Linked DNA regions of Mus musculus: region 2 is linked to region 1. A link is a loop called in an ENCODE intact Hi-C map of the cell type or tissue named here. Cell type or tissue: gastrocnemius. All regions are shown on one strand.

Region 1 (8,000 bases):
AAGGCATGAGGAAGGAGACCAAGGTTAGGGACACCGTGTCGGCCCCGGGCTCAGGTGGGCACTATGCCCCAGGCGGGCGCCAGGACTTGGCCCTCTGGCCTTCTTCCTTCCCAGCCACGAGCAGGGCCACGAGCAGGGTCCCGGGCGGCTCCCGCCATCCGCCGCAACAATGTGGCCATTGTTTGCGCGCGCGGAGCGGGCGGGCGCGCAGGTGGGAGGCCGCGGGCGCTCGGGCACGGAATGTTCCCGGGACCGGGCGCGCTTGGCGCCGCCCGGACACGCGGCCTGCGCGGCCCCACCGGGACGGCGGAACCTCGGAGGGGCGGGGCGGGAAGGGATGGGGCGGGGCAGACGGGCGGGGGTGGGGCGGAGGAGGGAGAGACAAAGAGGAGCAGGGGAGGAAAGGAGGGATGAAGAGGGTATGGGAAGGGGGGCAGGGGAGAAGAAAGTGGAGACAAGAAGAAGAAAAGGAACGATGGGGAAAAGAGAGAGGAAGTTAGGAAGGGGAGAAAAGGACAGAAGAGATTGAAAGGAGGGAGGGAGGGAGGGAGGGAGGGAGGGAGGGAGGGAGGGAGGGAGAGAGAGGGATAAACCGGGAAGAAAGAATAAGTGAGACACCCAGCAACCCAGAAGTATGAGGGCCGAGTAAGACGAGGAAAGAGCAAGAGTTCACCCTCATACAGAAAAAGGACTCCAAGCCCTGCCAAGTCAGCAGCTTTAATCACACCCGGGGCTTTGCCTAATTACAGGGTGAAAGCCAGGTCTAGAGGTAGGGAGATACTTAACTGTGTCCCAGGGAAAGCAGAGGGCAGAGACAGGCTGTGCAACTGTCTCTCCTCCACCCATGCCAACCCCTCAGAGCCTGGATCCTGGAGGAAAAGGCTGGGGGGCTGCAGCAAGACTGGCCACCGGCCTCTGAGACCCCGGGTTTTACGTTCCCTTGAGTGGGAATCCAGTCTGTATAGGGACCACCCTCTGGCCTTCCTGAGTTCTCTCACTGGAGGACTGGGACCCTCTGCACCCAAAGAGGCGATTCAATCCTAGCCCCGGGCTGATAAATTAAAAAGTTCTCTTTATTTCATTTGCTGGTTTGAGGTTCATTAAATTTTCCACAGATTCGCAGAGACGAAAGCAGTCAATAAACTCGGACAAAAGTGCCCGAACCAAAAAGGGCAGAGAATTGGGAAAAGGCAAGATAAAAGTGTTATCTGATCCCAGATCCGCAGGCAGCAAAGGAGCAGGGACTGCCGCAAGAATCTCAATGGGCCATCACCCTTCTCAGCGTGCCTCCCGTTAGTACCAACTCCTCATTCAACACAAAAGCCAAAGCACTAAAAGTGGTTTTCTTATGCTAATGTTGAAACCCAGCACTCAGTTAAAACACACTGTCCAGAAACAACCTGCCTTTTTAAAAGACACACATGTGAAACACACACGAAAGAAAGGAAGAAAGAAAGAAAGAAAGAAAGAAAGAAACCCACGTTGATTCGTTCTATTTAAACCCAAGTCCCGAAAAAAGAAAAAAAAAATTAATGGGTCCTGTCTGGTCACATCTTGAAAGAGTTATTTCCCAGCTCATGTATGATACGTAACAAGCCAGAAGGAAAACCTAAGTAGAAACAAGACTTCTTCAGTTGTTGGAAGGATTCAGGACAGTAAGCCTCTCCGAGAGAGAGGTCATCTCCCTGGGTTTTCCCAGGATTTAAAATGTGTGTTTTAAAAGTGACACTTTTGTCACCCTCAAAAATCTAAAAACAATGGCCAAAGTTTTCATTTTCTAAGTCCTTTACATTTTCCACAAGCCTTCAGATTTGGAAAAAAAAAAAAAAAAGACAAGTGCTGAGTATGGATGGAGCTGTGTTTACTTGAAAGCCACAGAATCATAGAGAAGGTGGTCTTCTTTACTCTAAGATCCTATCGGTCAGCTGACAGCCACTGCTGCTAACCTCAGTCCATACCTATCAGCAAAGGACACCAGAGTACTTATTCTCTTCCCCTAAGTTCTTTAAAAATGAGAGCACGCTGGGCACTAAGTATCTGGGTAGCCTGGCTGCCGACCCAGTCACCGACTCTACCCCTCCTGGTGTTCTAGAATCTGAGAACACAGTCTTTAGTTGGCATTCCTCACATGTCCATGCCTCTGATGCTTAGTGAAAAGAAGAAAGGAGGGAGTTGCTTCCCTGGGGTTCCCTTTCAATGGGCCCTGGCCCAGCAGCTGCAGCTGTCCACAGTGAAGTCCACCTGGCCTCTGGCCCCTGATGTGCCAGTTAACAGGCTACAGGTAGACCTCCCACCCAAGACCCCCGCCTAAAGACACAGGGAAAGCAGCCCCACCTTGTTCCCTGCGGTTTGCACCAGCGAAGGCCAGCTGCACCCACAAGGTTTTAGGACTCTGTTTTTGAGCTTTAACAAGCCAGCTGGGTGTGAGGGGTCACAGCCGCATTCACAGTGCATACAACAACCTCATGGTCTCATTTAAAGGGAACTGCTAGTGTCTGGGCACTGAAGTTTTCCGGGAGTGGAATGCTGAGGGAAGAAGAGTACTTAGTGTAGGCAAATATCCAATTTTGTCTGCCTGCTTGCAGACTGTCCCGGATTCACTAATCCAGCCCCAGGGGCTGCACTGTGTACAGGGCTCTTGTAGAAGTACAAAAAAAGAGTGAAGTATTTGTGTATTTTTCAGGCTGCAGTGCAAACAAGCCAGCTACAGAACACAGCCCCTGAGACCCCCACAGCAGCTAGGAAATGAGCCTGTGACCAGTAACCACACACACACACACACACACACACACACACACACACACAAACACACCCTCTTACAATTATGCAACTCAAAAGCACACCCTCTTTGATTGCTCAGTGCTCAATGTTCTTCCAAGCCTGCAAGGCCCAAGGAACATCCTGAGAAAGTGAAGCTAACTCCATATACACTTCAAGGTGGTCCTCCTTCCAAGCAAGCCCGGCTTGAATTTGGGAGAAGACCTCAGTGAGTCTGAATTCTGTGCATATTTCCACCATCTCAGTTCCCACCTAAGCACAGAAACAGATCTATCAATCCCAGTCCCAGTTCGTTCATGGAGGAGTCCAGCCCTGGGTGGGAAGATACTTGCTTCCCATCGGCCTCTCCCACAGATACAGGACAAAGACAAGAGCAGATCTCCTACAGGGCACAGTACACAGAACCTTCTTCTGTGTGTTGTGACTCTAAGCCCCCTAGAATCAGGAAATACCTCATGACATTTGGGGGCATCCTAAGTCTCCCTAAACATAATTAATGTTAAAACTCATCAGGTGAGCTTTCCATACAGCAGGCAGCGTCTGAGTAGAAACTGTATCCTGAAGAGGCCATACCCAACTCTTGGAACCCTCTAGAGAGAAGGAGCTGGTTGGAGAAAGGGAAAGCAAGATGTAGAGACTCTAGGAGTGAAGCCTTTAGCAGGAGGGGTCTGCGTGGTTTAGATTAGACATTCTGGGATTAGTGCCCAGGATAGAACAGAAGCTGGGAGAAAGCAAGAGCCTCAAAACTCAAAGCGAGTAAGCATCAGGAATGTTTCCTCCTACTTGGGGGAGACCAATCCAGGTAGGAACACAATGTATTCCCTCCCCAATTCCAGACCAACTGAGCCATTGAAGGGGCTAGTCCCCCAGACACACGGAAGCCTACTCAAAAAGGGAAACCGCAGCCAAGGTGAGGAAATGGGCGGGGAGGGGGCTCGAAGGAGAGGTGGCTAGAACAAACAGATAACATCAGGGAGACTTGTGACAAGCCCGCCTATTCTGCCCGCTATCCCCCCCGTGCTGTATATTTTGGATTTCACCGTTTATTTACTTTTCTTTTTTGGCACCGAGCCCCCGGAGCATGCCAATACAATATTTGTTTAAACACTATTTTATGCCGCTTGCGAGGGAAACGTTTACTTTCAAATTCTCCAACATCCCCCAGAGCCTCGTCTGCAAACAGCATATGAGCGTTTTACAACTGTTCCCTTTATCTGAAGCTGTGGGGATTAAACCTTTACACGCCCAGCGAGGGCGGAGGGGCAAGGGGCCCAGGACATCGTGCGGCCACCGAACAGCAAGATGAAGGATGCCCCAGCTGGGGAACAGAGAGGTACAGAACCCATCCCTTCCCAGTCTCTGAAGGATGAGACTACCAAGAGAAGTCTCTCCTACCCCTGCTCCAACTGGGATCGGCTCTGGGAATCACAGGACAGTTACACACACAGACACACACACAAAGCCTGGAAGGAGAGGCGCCCTGGGGGATCCCCACAAACTCCTTGCGTCTCTGTAGCCAGGTCACTCGAGGTGAAGCGCAAGGGCTCCATCCTTAGTGTCCTCAAGCTCTAAAAGTCAGGTTTCCTAGGAAATGAGAGCAATTGCTGCCGGGCTGAAAAGGAGCCCAGTTGGGTGGACTTCCAGCTCCCGGCGCGGCGGGAGCCCTCTCGAACTCACTCAAGCACACGGTCCCTCCCCCCACCCCCAATCCCGGAGGAAAAAAAACGCTCCCCTCTCTCTAAACCCTTAATAGGATTGGCGCCCAACTCTGTCCGCGCCGCTCCTCATCCATCACACACAGATCAAGTTGCAGTAGTGGATTTTTCAAATTCCTCAGCAAATATACTTGTTGAGAGATTGCTTGGGGGGTGTTAAGTGGGGGCTAGGATGAAAGCGAGGAGTAGGGGGAACCGATCCCTCGGCGAAGGATTACGCGTGGATCCATTCTGGAAGTCAAGGGGATCTGGAGACCTAGGATAAGAGAGAAAGGTAAGGAAGCCAGAACCGAGGTCCAGAGACTGGCGGCGGAGGGAAGGGGCAACAGGGTTCAACGAGAGGGAAAGAAGGAAGAAAGAAAAGACTGGCTCCTGGACGCGGACTCGCAGCGCGGAGAAGTAGAGTTGCAAGTTTCCAAGTGGCCGGCGGCGGTTGCAGCACACCGCACAGTCCCACAGGCGCGCTCCCAGCTGCCCATCTAAGGGAGCTTCGGCGCACCCCAGCCCCCACGTCGCCCCCAAACAGTTCCAGGCTCCAAGCGGTACCACCGGTCAAAGACCGGCCTACCCGAGCAACCCAAGAACAAGAAGCACTTCCCCTCAAGTGGAGGGCTGTGGTAATAAAATCGACCCCGGCCACGAGTTCTGATCCCCAAGATCCTCCTTAAGCCCTGCCGCTGCTGGACCAGGGCACTAATCAGGGTTGCCTTCTTTAGCCGGCCCCCCTAAAATCAGTGTCACGATCTCGATTCCGGTAAACGGATGAGAGACACTCCAAGACCGCCACAGCATCTCAGCCGAAGCTGGCCAGGCTAGGAAGTGCTTCGCCACCAAGAGTAAGGGGAGGAAAAAAAAAAAAAGAAAGAAAGAAAGAAAAGAAAAAAGGAAGGGTGGGAAGGCCAATGCAACTTTACCGAGGAGACAAAAGTTTGCCTCTAGCATGCAGGTGGCCTCTCGGGCGCCGGGCAGTGGTTGCAGGGCCCCATCCCAACTTGGCTGGAGTGGGGCTGCCGAGTGCGGGGGCTCCGGCTGCCGGGGCGGGGCTGGCCAGGCAGAGGAGGGGACCAAGGCGGGCGGGGGACTCGGGCAGTCCCTAAGGACACCAGGCCAGCAGCTCCGGGCGGCTGCGATGCTACGCACGACCCGTGCTCCTTCCTCTGGCTCCTCCTCGCCTTCCTCCGCGTCCTCTGTAGCCGCCGCCGCCGCCTCCCGCTCCTCCTCGAAGTCTCATTGATGAGAGGAGTTTGAAAAAAAGTCCGCGGAGCCGTGCTGCCTCGGCTGGCGAACGCCGGCACTCATGCAATCCATCAGCGTCTCTGGGATGGCGCAGCGCCCCCGCGCGCTGAGCTTGGGCAAACCCTGATCGTCGCGTCCTTAGCTTGCCCGCCCCGCCGCGTGCACCCTGCCTCTGAGGCTGGGGGTGGGGGGACACCACCCTGGAGGGGGATTGCCAGCGGGCGAACACAGACTCTCCCCCACCTCAGCTCCAGCAAGGAAAGCACCCCTTCGGAAAGTTCCAGCGGGGGACCAGAGAACCCAGGAGTTAGGGAGTGGGGGTGGGGGGTGACGACCCAGACGCCACTCTGGAGGAGAAGAGCTGGGACTATCGCAGATTCTTCCAACCCAGTTCGGAGGAAATAAAGCACCCCTACCAGAAAGTTCCAGCTACAGGAGCACACGCCAGTCTCAAACACTTTTTCTAAGGCGCCGGGTTGGGGGGTTGCTAACTCAAGTCAGATGAGCTCCGGAGCTCGGGCGCTGCGACTGCTGGTTTCAATATCTGAACTCCCCCTTTCTTCCCAACCCCCTCAGCCCTCCGCTGGTTGTTCCCAAAACTCCCGGATCCTCTGTGCGCCGTAGCAGAAGGAAGACACGTGGGTTGGGAAGCAAGACTGGATTCACGCAGGCCCTCGTCGCCCGGGCAGCTAGTGCAGGTGCCCGGGGTCCCAGGCGCCCCTCGCCATGGCTCGCTCACGCCGCCATCTGAGAGCACGCCGGCGACAAGTGACGCCAACCTTAGGCTTGCTGCTTATGTTTTGCAGTGAGAGGGGTCTTTCTTTCTTTCTTTCTTTCTTTCTTTCTTTCTTTCTTTCTTTCTTTCTTTCTTTTTCTTTTTCTTTTTCTTTTTTTTCTCTTTTTTTTTTAATCCCGGAGACTCCATTGAAGCTGCTGCAGCCAGATGGAAGTAATCAGAGGGAGAAGGAAGAATTAGGCTCACCGAAGTTGCAGGCCAAAGTGTAGATGAGGCTGTTCATGAAAGCATTTGCTTAAGTAGCCCCGGCTTTCCATACAGTCCAGAACTGTCCACTCCAAGAAGCAAGCAGGCAGCAAATGGCCGTGCCCTCCCAAGCCATGGGACTCAGCTTCCTCTCCTGGGCTCTGCTCTTAGAAAGCTGCCCGCGGGACTTCTTTATATTTCTTCCTGAGGTCTAGTTCCTTTGTATTGCTTAGCCTGCCATAGGGTATCCTCCTTTTAAAGGTGGAGTGACTGATGCCTGAGGACGCTTAGAAACTTGCCCACAATAATCTAAGGTCGGTCCATTTAAATAGAGGTGTCCTGTTGAGAATGTTGGTCACATCTCTTTCGAGCCCCTCCTTCTCAAAGCAAGAGAACCAAGCCTCCAGACCAATTCCACCCTGCCTTAGAGAAAGCTCCTTCTCAGCCCATGTTACTCACTGATTGGATCACTGTTGGTGGACGGCACAGTTTACACCGTGGGCTCTCCCTTAGCTTTATTTGTTTCTGCAAGTCAGTATCTATTTTATGAAATAGCCCAAGGCATTCCAAATGCTATGGATACTCTCCTTCCGAGGTCCACTTCCAAGACCCTGAGTTTTACATTTAAAGTTTATATTCCACATATTGATTTTGTGGGACAGGGTGTGAGGTCACAGTCCTCTGGCAGCAGTCAGAGGACAGGGCAGAGGGGGCTGTTTCTCTCCTTCTGTCATGTGGGTGCTGAGGACCCCACCCAGGCTCGCAGCAAGCACCTTTGCTGGCCTAGTCTTTTACTGACCTTGACTTACTTTTTAACAGAAGGGGAAGTGCTGTGTCCCATTCTTCCTTTCTTGTTACCTTCCTTCTTGATCTAGAGCGGGGAAGGGCAGAGATGCTACAAGGATTTGATGCTAACTTTGTCTTCCCCAAAGTCATCTTCCCAGGTTGGAAGTCAGGGGGAGTGGGGGTGGGGAGGTGACAAGGTGTTCAAATGGAAAACTTTCTGGTGTGGCGATACATGGTGGGGTGTGACAGGACGTTTTTCTGAGAAGATGCAGCTTGTGTCTACTTCTCTGCCCCTCACACCCAGGGAGGAACCCACAATAGTCCAAAGTGTGGATACCACTGCAGTCTGACTTGGTGAACCCATGAGGTTTGTGTCTTACAGGCTGTGGATGAGGAGTTACTTACAGGAACGGAAATGACTCAAAGACCAGCTGCACACTGAAGCCCACCCCAGTGTGGGGACAGCTTACCAAGCTGGGAACCTGTGCACCAGGCGGCTCAAC
Region 2 (8,000 bases), 49 kb before region 1:
ACACCTGCAGCCTAGCCCACACCTGCAGTCCACACACTAACAGTCAGACACCTGTAGCCCGGCATGCACCTGCAGGTAAGCACACGCACACACACACACACACACACACTTTCTAGCATATTCCTGCACCGCCCTACATACACCCGCAGTCCAGCACACACCTGTGGCCCCACATATACCTGCAGCTCATCATGTACCTGAAGCCCTACAGACACATAGCACACACTTCTTCAGTCCACATATGGGCTCCAGCACCACCCACACCTGCAGCATTTTCCATCCGCCAGGCCTCTGTGTCCCATGCATTCTCACGACAGATACGCACATATGGTTGCAAGCTGAGAGCCGCAAGAGCGAAATGCCTCAGAGGCTAAGCAAATGTGGCTGGTTCCCAGCAGCCAGCCTCTGTGGCTGGACTCTTTATTGATCATACATGTCTCCCTTCACTGCTTATGTTTGAAGATATCCTTTCCACCCTCCTGCTGGGCCCCCATGCTGAACCTCGACCAGGCCTAGAGATGATCCCAGAGATCTTTACACCAAGGAAGCCCATGGCAGCTTCCAATGACTGGCTCCTGCTTCTTACATTCATCTCCTCACATAGAGCACACTCCTGGGAAGTTAGTTAGCCCATATCTGACGCTACAGAGCAGTGGCTCTCAACCTTCCCAGTGCTGTGACATCCCCCCACCATAAAATTATTTTTATTGCTATTTCATAACTGTAATTTTGCTACTGTTATGAATTATAATGTAAATAACTGATATGTGGGATATCTGATATGTGACCCTGTGGAAGGGTTATTCAACGCCGCCCCCCTGCCCCGGCAAAGGGCCATGACCTACAGATTGAGAACCACTGGTCTGGGGCATTGGGGGTCTGAGTACAAGAGGTGTTTTTCGTGGAACCTTTGCTCTGCCACGGAGAGTTTAAGCAGGAGTGGCATCTTAAAATATTTTCTTAAGTTTGAATTACACTTATTTAAGGGGACACATGCATGCATGTATGAGAGTCAGATGGCTACCTGCAGGGGCTGGTTCTCATTTTCCACCACATCACATGGCTCCCAGTGATGGAATCTGAGTTAGCAGCAAGCACCTCCACCTGGAGAGGCATCGTGCCAACTTGGTTTTAAGATCTTAAGGACCGCAGCTAACATAGAAGTCAAGTCCCAGCAATATCCTTTGGGTTGCACCACTGGGCTTCCTTGCCCCTGCCCTTTAGCCCATCTTCAGTAGAGACAGATCACATGTGTCCCCTTTAACACAGGCATAGCCACTCTTCCCAGACTCCTGGACACCCTTCCAGATTAGCTGTTTAGGGAGCTTACCAGCCCCACAGGAGCACATTTCAGTGGAAGACATTCCTGGGTCCCCCTGGCTCCTGAGTGCATGCGCCTGGCCTGAGACTTCCACAGGCCATAAACTACCTGCTTATGTGACAAATGTCTGATTTGTGAAACCCTCATCAGCCAAACTCCCTAACGAAGGGCACCTGAGAGAGCACGGAGTGGGCAACGTGTGGGGCTGGTGCTCCTCTGCAGTGGCTGTGCTCCACAGAACATGTGGGGCTGGTGCTCCTCTGCAGTGGCTGTGCTCCACAGAACATGTGGGGCTGGTGCTCCTCTACAGTGGCTGTGCTCCACACAACATGTGGGGCTGGTGCTCCTCTGCAGTGGCTGTGCTCCACACAACATGTGGGGCTGGTGCTCCTCTGCAGTGGCTGTGCTCCACACAACATGTGGGGCTGGTGCTCCTCTGCAGTGGCTGTGCTCCACATAACATGTGGGGCTGGTGCTCCTCTGCAGTGGCTGTGCTCCACGCTTTGCCCCCTTTCCCAGTAGATAACCCCTCAAGCATTTGCTGTCACTGGCCTCAACAGTGACAACTGGTCTGATGCCACAGGGCCCCTCTCCCCTCAATTATGTCCTAATTACTGTCTAATTACTGCCTAAGTCTACTCTCTGTTGTTGTGACAGGGCAGGGAATGGCTCTGTTTGTTTGAGAGAGGAAGGCCAAATCAGGGCGTTTCCCTCAGGACAGGTGGAAGAGAGCTCCTGGGAACTCTCTCAGCCTCAGAGAATGGGGCAGGGGGGAATCTAAGGACCACCACTGCCCAGGAATTCACTCCACTGTGCTGTGCCTCCATTTATGCCTCCCTGGCTGGATGACCTATTGGGCTATGGCTCCTCTTTCTAGACCTAAGAGTTAAGCCTCCACACCAGGCCCACAAACTCAGAGCCTGTCCCCAGAGGTGCTCAAGGCTGACCTCACTCGCATCTCCCACTTGTGACTTGACAATTACCTTCAACTTAGAATCGTGGGGAGAGAAGAAAACCAATGCAGTGTCAACAACCTGTGTGACTCAAGGGTGGCTCCATGTCACGAGTTCAAACCCCTGATGCTACTCCAAGCACAGACCACAGACCATATACACAGCCTCGCTCAGGGGTGGAAAGAAACAAACTGAGCCCTTCCCTTGTGCATGGCCCCTCGGGTATTTGGCCTGGACAAGAAAGCATCAGAGCACAACTAAATGTGTTTGAATTAAAAGGGGTAGAAAATAAATCTGTTTCTTTGCTCTGAGACAGAATAGCTGTGTGGCCTCCAGATGGACAGCCCAGTGACAAGGGAGGTCTCACCTTCCCGCCAAACTATCCAACTAGGATGCTGGCACGGACCGTGGAAACTGGAGAACATCTCTCTTAGGGACAGTGAAATGAGAGACTGTGGCTCGTGGAGTCCCTTCTGTTGTAATTAAGTTGGCCAGAAATCCACCTAAGATAGTAAATTCCATACCTGACCCTCTAATTACAGCCAGCAGGCATTGGCAGACGATTGCTTTCTGAAATAGTCCGCAGCGGGCAAGAGGCAAGAAGCTCTCAGGATTCATCTTCCTGGTGCCAGCTGAACACACCCCAGGGTGGCCAGGCAGCTGCCCAGTAAGACTCTCCTCCCCCACCCCCCACTCCCTGCTCAAGCCTCAGCCACCAGACTGGGAGAGCCAGCTCTCCAAAGAAAGCTGCAAGCCACCTTCTTGGGGACTGGGATTCCTAGGGCAGAGGCACTGCCCTCCATAAACCCAGCGTGCCTCCCAGATGACAGGGGCCAGCGCACTCATTAAATCCTAATGACCTCGTGAAAAACACCCCTGCCGCTCTCTGGGCGTGCAAAACAGAAAGTGTACCTCCGTGGGCGGCTACAGCTGCGGCCACCGCCAGAGGACAGGCCTTTTTCCCTGGGTCGGGGAAGCTGCTGTCCTCCAAGAGACCACTCTTGGCTTCTTTCTTCTCCAGTGCAGGGGCTGGGGCAGAAGTCTCCATCTCAGAGGCTCATACTCTTTGGTGGCGGACCCTGGAGGAAAGGACACAGACATTCAGCCACGACATTGCACCCCGAACCCATCTAGGAAATACCAACCCAGGTCCACACCACACGGGGCCTACAGCACCAAAGTTCACACTCAGTCTTCTGACCCCAGGAGGGAAGGCCTAGATAATTTTGACATAGTCATCCTGAGAAACGACGGGTCTGCTTGCTGAATGGCCATAAGGACAGGAACTGAACATTTTAGTTTGTTTATTGTTTAACCTGAATTTAAAAAACAAAACAAAACAGCAACAAGTTCTTAATGATGAAAACATACAGGAGCAGAGAACCACCTGACCCGGAGAAACAAAACCGAACAGAGAGCCCGAAGTCTAGGAAAAAAACAGAAATACAACAGACTTCTCCAAGAATGCTTTCCCAAACCACTTTGCCTCTGCGCTTCCTTCATTGGCTGACTCATGTGGATGTTCATTCATTCATTCATTCATTCAGTCAGTCAGTCAATATTCATATCACTAACTGTCATCGTTTTGTGGACCCCTTTGGGGGTGGAAGGACACTTTCACAGGTCACCTAAGACCATTTGAAAGCATATTTACATTACAATTCACAACAGTAGCAAAATTACAGTTGTGAAGTAGCAATGAAAACAATTTTATGGTTGAGGGTCACCACAAGCACGGCGGCTATCAGGGCTCACATAGCCCAGGCTAGCCTAAAGCTCATCCAAGGATGACCTTGAGCCCCTGAGCCCCTGAGCCCCTGAGTCTCCTATCTCCGACTCCTCAATGCTTGTATTGTAAGTATATAGCAGTAAGCCTGGTTTAAGCTATCTTTAAAATCTGTCGCTTTAGATCCAGCGGTATGGCTCAGCAGGTAAAGGTATCTTGCTGCACCAGGGTGACAGCTTGAGTTTATTCAAAGAAACCCCCTATAAAGGTGGGAGGAGAGAACTGACTTCAGGGAGTCAGACAGCACGTGCATGTCACTACATGCAAGCCACGTGCATATAATAATAATAATAATAATAATAATAATAATAATAATAATGATGATAGCATCTGCTACTATGGGGTTCTGTCATGAGAATAGTCACCAGCCACCTGCTAAAGCCTCCTTTTCTTACACTGTCCCTTAGCCTGGCATCACCCTATCAGCTGCTCTTATTAGGGCTGTGACTGTCATGGCTGCACCAGAAGCAAGTAGCCCAGCAGCCAGTGGTGCCTCTCCAAGAATACACTTCACCTTTGCCTGAAAAACCCCATTAAGATGCCACCTTCCCCAGGAAGTCCCCTGCTCTGGACAGTCCACGGTTGGAACCCTACATCTGCCAGATTATGAGTCTACCTGACACTCCACACCAGCATGTTCTCACAGCTATGCCCATTGTCTCCTAGGTGATTTTAAATCCCACTGGGTTTTTGATCAAGATTAACCAGTAGAATTATCTGGAATGGTGGCACCTGTCTTTAACCCCAACCCTCGGGAGGCAGAGGCAGGGCGGTCTCTGTGAATCTGAGGCCACAATCTACATAGTTAAGGTCCAGGGCGACTACACAGAGAGGCCCTGTCTCTAGATAGGTAGATAGATAGACAGACAGATAGATGACAGATAGACAGACAGACAGACAGACAGACAGACAGATAGATAGATGTAATTGGTATACTCCCTACACAGAGAGACCCTATCAATAAACAAACAAATGCAACTGGCCTGCTCCTCTCCCCAGGCTAGAGCTCCTCTAGTGTCCTGCTGGGTCCTTTTTAGCTCTTTACTTTGAATATGTTAAATTATGCTTATGCACAGGTGTCTGCATAGAATGAGTGTAGGTGTCCTCAGAGGCCAGAGGTGTAAGACCCCGTGGAGCTGGAGTTACAGGCTGCCCACATAGCCACAGTGGCTGGGAACTGAACTCCTTTGAAAGAACAGCAGAGCAGCAAACATTCTTAAACCACTGAATCATCTGGAGCTCCTCCTGCTGGGTCCTGGTCCACTTAAGCCTCTAGCAGAGGGAGAGGCTGGCTCCCTGTGCATCCCTTATCTTCCTGGCAGGAGGACCAGGCTCCTGTTGACAAGGGTCTGGAGGTCTAAAGAGTAGGGAGGAGGGGGTAGAAGAGAGCAGTGAGAAATGAACCTCTTTTGTTCCCTTACTCCCAGGCACTGACTTGGCAGTGGCAGCTCATCCCCCTCTGTCCTACCCTAACAAGTGGCAGCAACCTGGTAACCCCCAATTCACTGATGACCTCAGGATTCTGCTGGGAATGAGCTGCCGGAGGCCACTTCCCACAGAGGCAGCAGAGCAAGGTGAACAGTTTGGTAGTCTACTGACATGTTACTTAGAAGCCCTGGGGGGAACAGCCACCCAATGAAGAGCATCCTGAGGGCTTGAGCACAAAATTGTCAGGAGCCTCAGCACTCAGGCTGTGGCAGCAGATTCTGAGTAAAAAGGAACAGCTGCACACAGAAGCACCAGGGATTCAGGGGGCACCCCTCCCCACTGTGCAAGTCAGTGCCACCACGCTCCCCCTCCCCCCTTACCTCTGCCACAGGAGAGGAAGGCAGGAGACAGAGCCAAGAGTCTTCATAATTCACAGGAATTAGTGGGATTAGCTCAATTTCTGGGTAAACACCAAGCACCCTGGGTCCCAAGCAGATACATTCACTCCTGGGGACAGCCAGTCACCACTGTACCTGCGTCCTTGTGCGGACCCCATCCCCCACCACCTGGGGACAGCAGGGAGGGGTCTGTGCACGGCTTCATGGGTACTGGCTGGGTGAGTGAGTGTCTATGTGGGTTGATTCCCACAGGCAACACAAAAGCTTCTTCAAAGAAGGGTCTGAGAGCCCCAGGACACTCCAGGGGAGGAGAGTCAACACCCCACTTTCTTTTACAGCTCTGGAAATGCCCGCACATTCCACAGGAATCTGCTACACCAAGGGGAGCCTGGGCCTGCCCTGGGGAGGAGCCCCTTTCCATTAGAGATTTTCCCCAGGTCTCAGGCCCTCTGGGGCTTTTCCATGAGACCTCTCATCCAGACATATGGCTGGAGAACCCACAAAATGTGCAAAGAAAGCACTGTGCATGTGTTGGTGTGTATTCACAGGTATTGGGGGAGGGCAAAGCATGTGGAGGCCCTATGTCAACATTGATCCCTTCAGTCACTCTATGGTTTGATAAAGATGATGACTTTGAAGTAGGGTCTCTTGGTGAACCTGGGGCTCATAGATTTGGATAAACTGACTGTTGGTGTGTAAGCGCCAGGGATCCCCTGCCTGGTTTCAGGCAAACCAAATCCAAACCGAGACCCTCACATTTGTGTGGCAAGCAGTTTGCCAACTAAGCCATCTCCCCAGCTCTCCGCATTTTAAAGACACTTCATGAGTTCAGGACTTAGCAGAACATGTCTATAAACCTAGGCATGGAACCAAAGCTTGGAAGTTAAGAGGTCCAAGCATTCACAGTCAGCCTGGGGCATATGCAAAGATCCTGTTTCATACAGATCAGAACGAGAAAGCTCTTCAACAGTTGTGTCCTGCGAGCATGCACAGGACGGCGAGGGAAGTGTCTATCGCTCCCTGTTGTTTGTCTCCAAGTAATTTCTAAGCAACGCTTAAAACAAGACTTTATGGACTAAATATTTCACTAGAGCCGGGGGGGGGGGGGGGGGAGTGAATCTGTGGGGAAAGCCTTCGCCATGAAGCCCGAGGACCTGAGTTTGATACTCGGGACCCTCATCCTCCATGGCACTGAATACCAGCTCTGCGCATGGTGGCTTCCTACCTCCGACCCTGCACTTGGCCTGCAGTGAGAAAGCCCAAGTGTTACCCTATCATAAGCATGGTGCCTGTACAGCCGTTGCACTTGATGGAAAGTGGGGTCTTTTGTGAGCCACACTTTCTATTTCTATCATTTCAGCATGACGGTGAATGATAATCACAGCAGGTGTTACGGGGTCCACAGCACAGGCCAGGGTAAGGAGCCTTCCAGGAGTGGCGTGAATACACTGATACTCAGAATGAGGAACTCTGAACTCCTGGAGACCCACCACCACCTGGCTGCTTTGAACTCCTTTGTGAGTGAGTCACACACATAAGCACTTCCTGGGGTGAAATCAACCTCCAGGAGGGAGGCAGGAGCTGGCCTCCCAGCCAACATAGCCACCTACCACAGGCCCTGGCACACTCGCATCCTTTCTGATCTCAGCCAGGCAGCATGCCTGTCCCGTCTTACATACATGAGCACATGGGAATGCATGGGCACAGCAAATGGAACATACGCTGCACTCTTAGTGTACGAAGGTGTCTGTGTGTGCAAGTACACAGCCATACATACATACATGTTCATGCACTCATGGTCTCATTTAACACAAACAGTGCTACTGCATACACCTGTCACATATATGTTGTCAGAAGGAATTACACGCACATGCACTCATGCATCCACAACGCATGTGCAAAAACACATACAGATCAGATAGGCACATATTTCAAGCAAGAGCTAGTGAAAACCTACCCTGCCTTGATTGCAGACATTTTTTTCATGCATTTATTTAATGTATGTGCACACACATGCACATCTGTGGAAGTCCGAGGACAACTTATGGGGTCAGTTCTCTCTGACCATTATAGGCTCCAGGAATTGAACTCAGATCATCAGCCTTGGTGGCAAG

Evidence for each region. Peaks named below come from ENCODE experiments on the same cell type or tissue, not always from the same donor. Only the 100,000 strongest peaks of a DNase experiment are listed, where the experiment ranks them.
Region 2: it touches region 1 in a loop (4-fold over the local background); 2 of 42 quality-filtered maps call a loop at or near these places.

Annotation. Positions count from the first base shown.
Region 1 is chr1:119,047,895-119,055,894 of GRCm38, forward strand. Gli2 (GLI-Kruppel family member GLI2) reads right to left here and starts at 5,725. Exons shown (of 14, transcript NM_001081125.1): 1 at 5,408-5,725. In gastrocnemius, no CTCF peak of the experiment used is centred here; DNase peaks (open chromatin) are centred at 174, 828, 2,266, 3,885 and 4 more places; H3K4me3 peaks cover 4,869 bases; H3K27ac peaks cover 5,985 bases.
Region 2 is chr1:118,998,854-119,006,853 of GRCm38, forward strand. It overlaps Gli2 (GLI-Kruppel family member GLI2), which reads right to left. Exons shown (of 14, transcript NM_001081125.1): 2 at 3,187-3,353. The coding sequence starts at 3,322. Among named protein-coding and RNA genes, the nearest start is that of Gm51642, 42 kb to the left of the region's middle. In gastrocnemius, a CTCF peak has its summit at 3,218; a DNase peak (open chromatin) is centred at 2,824; H3K4me3 peaks cover 632 bases; H3K27ac peaks cover 909 bases.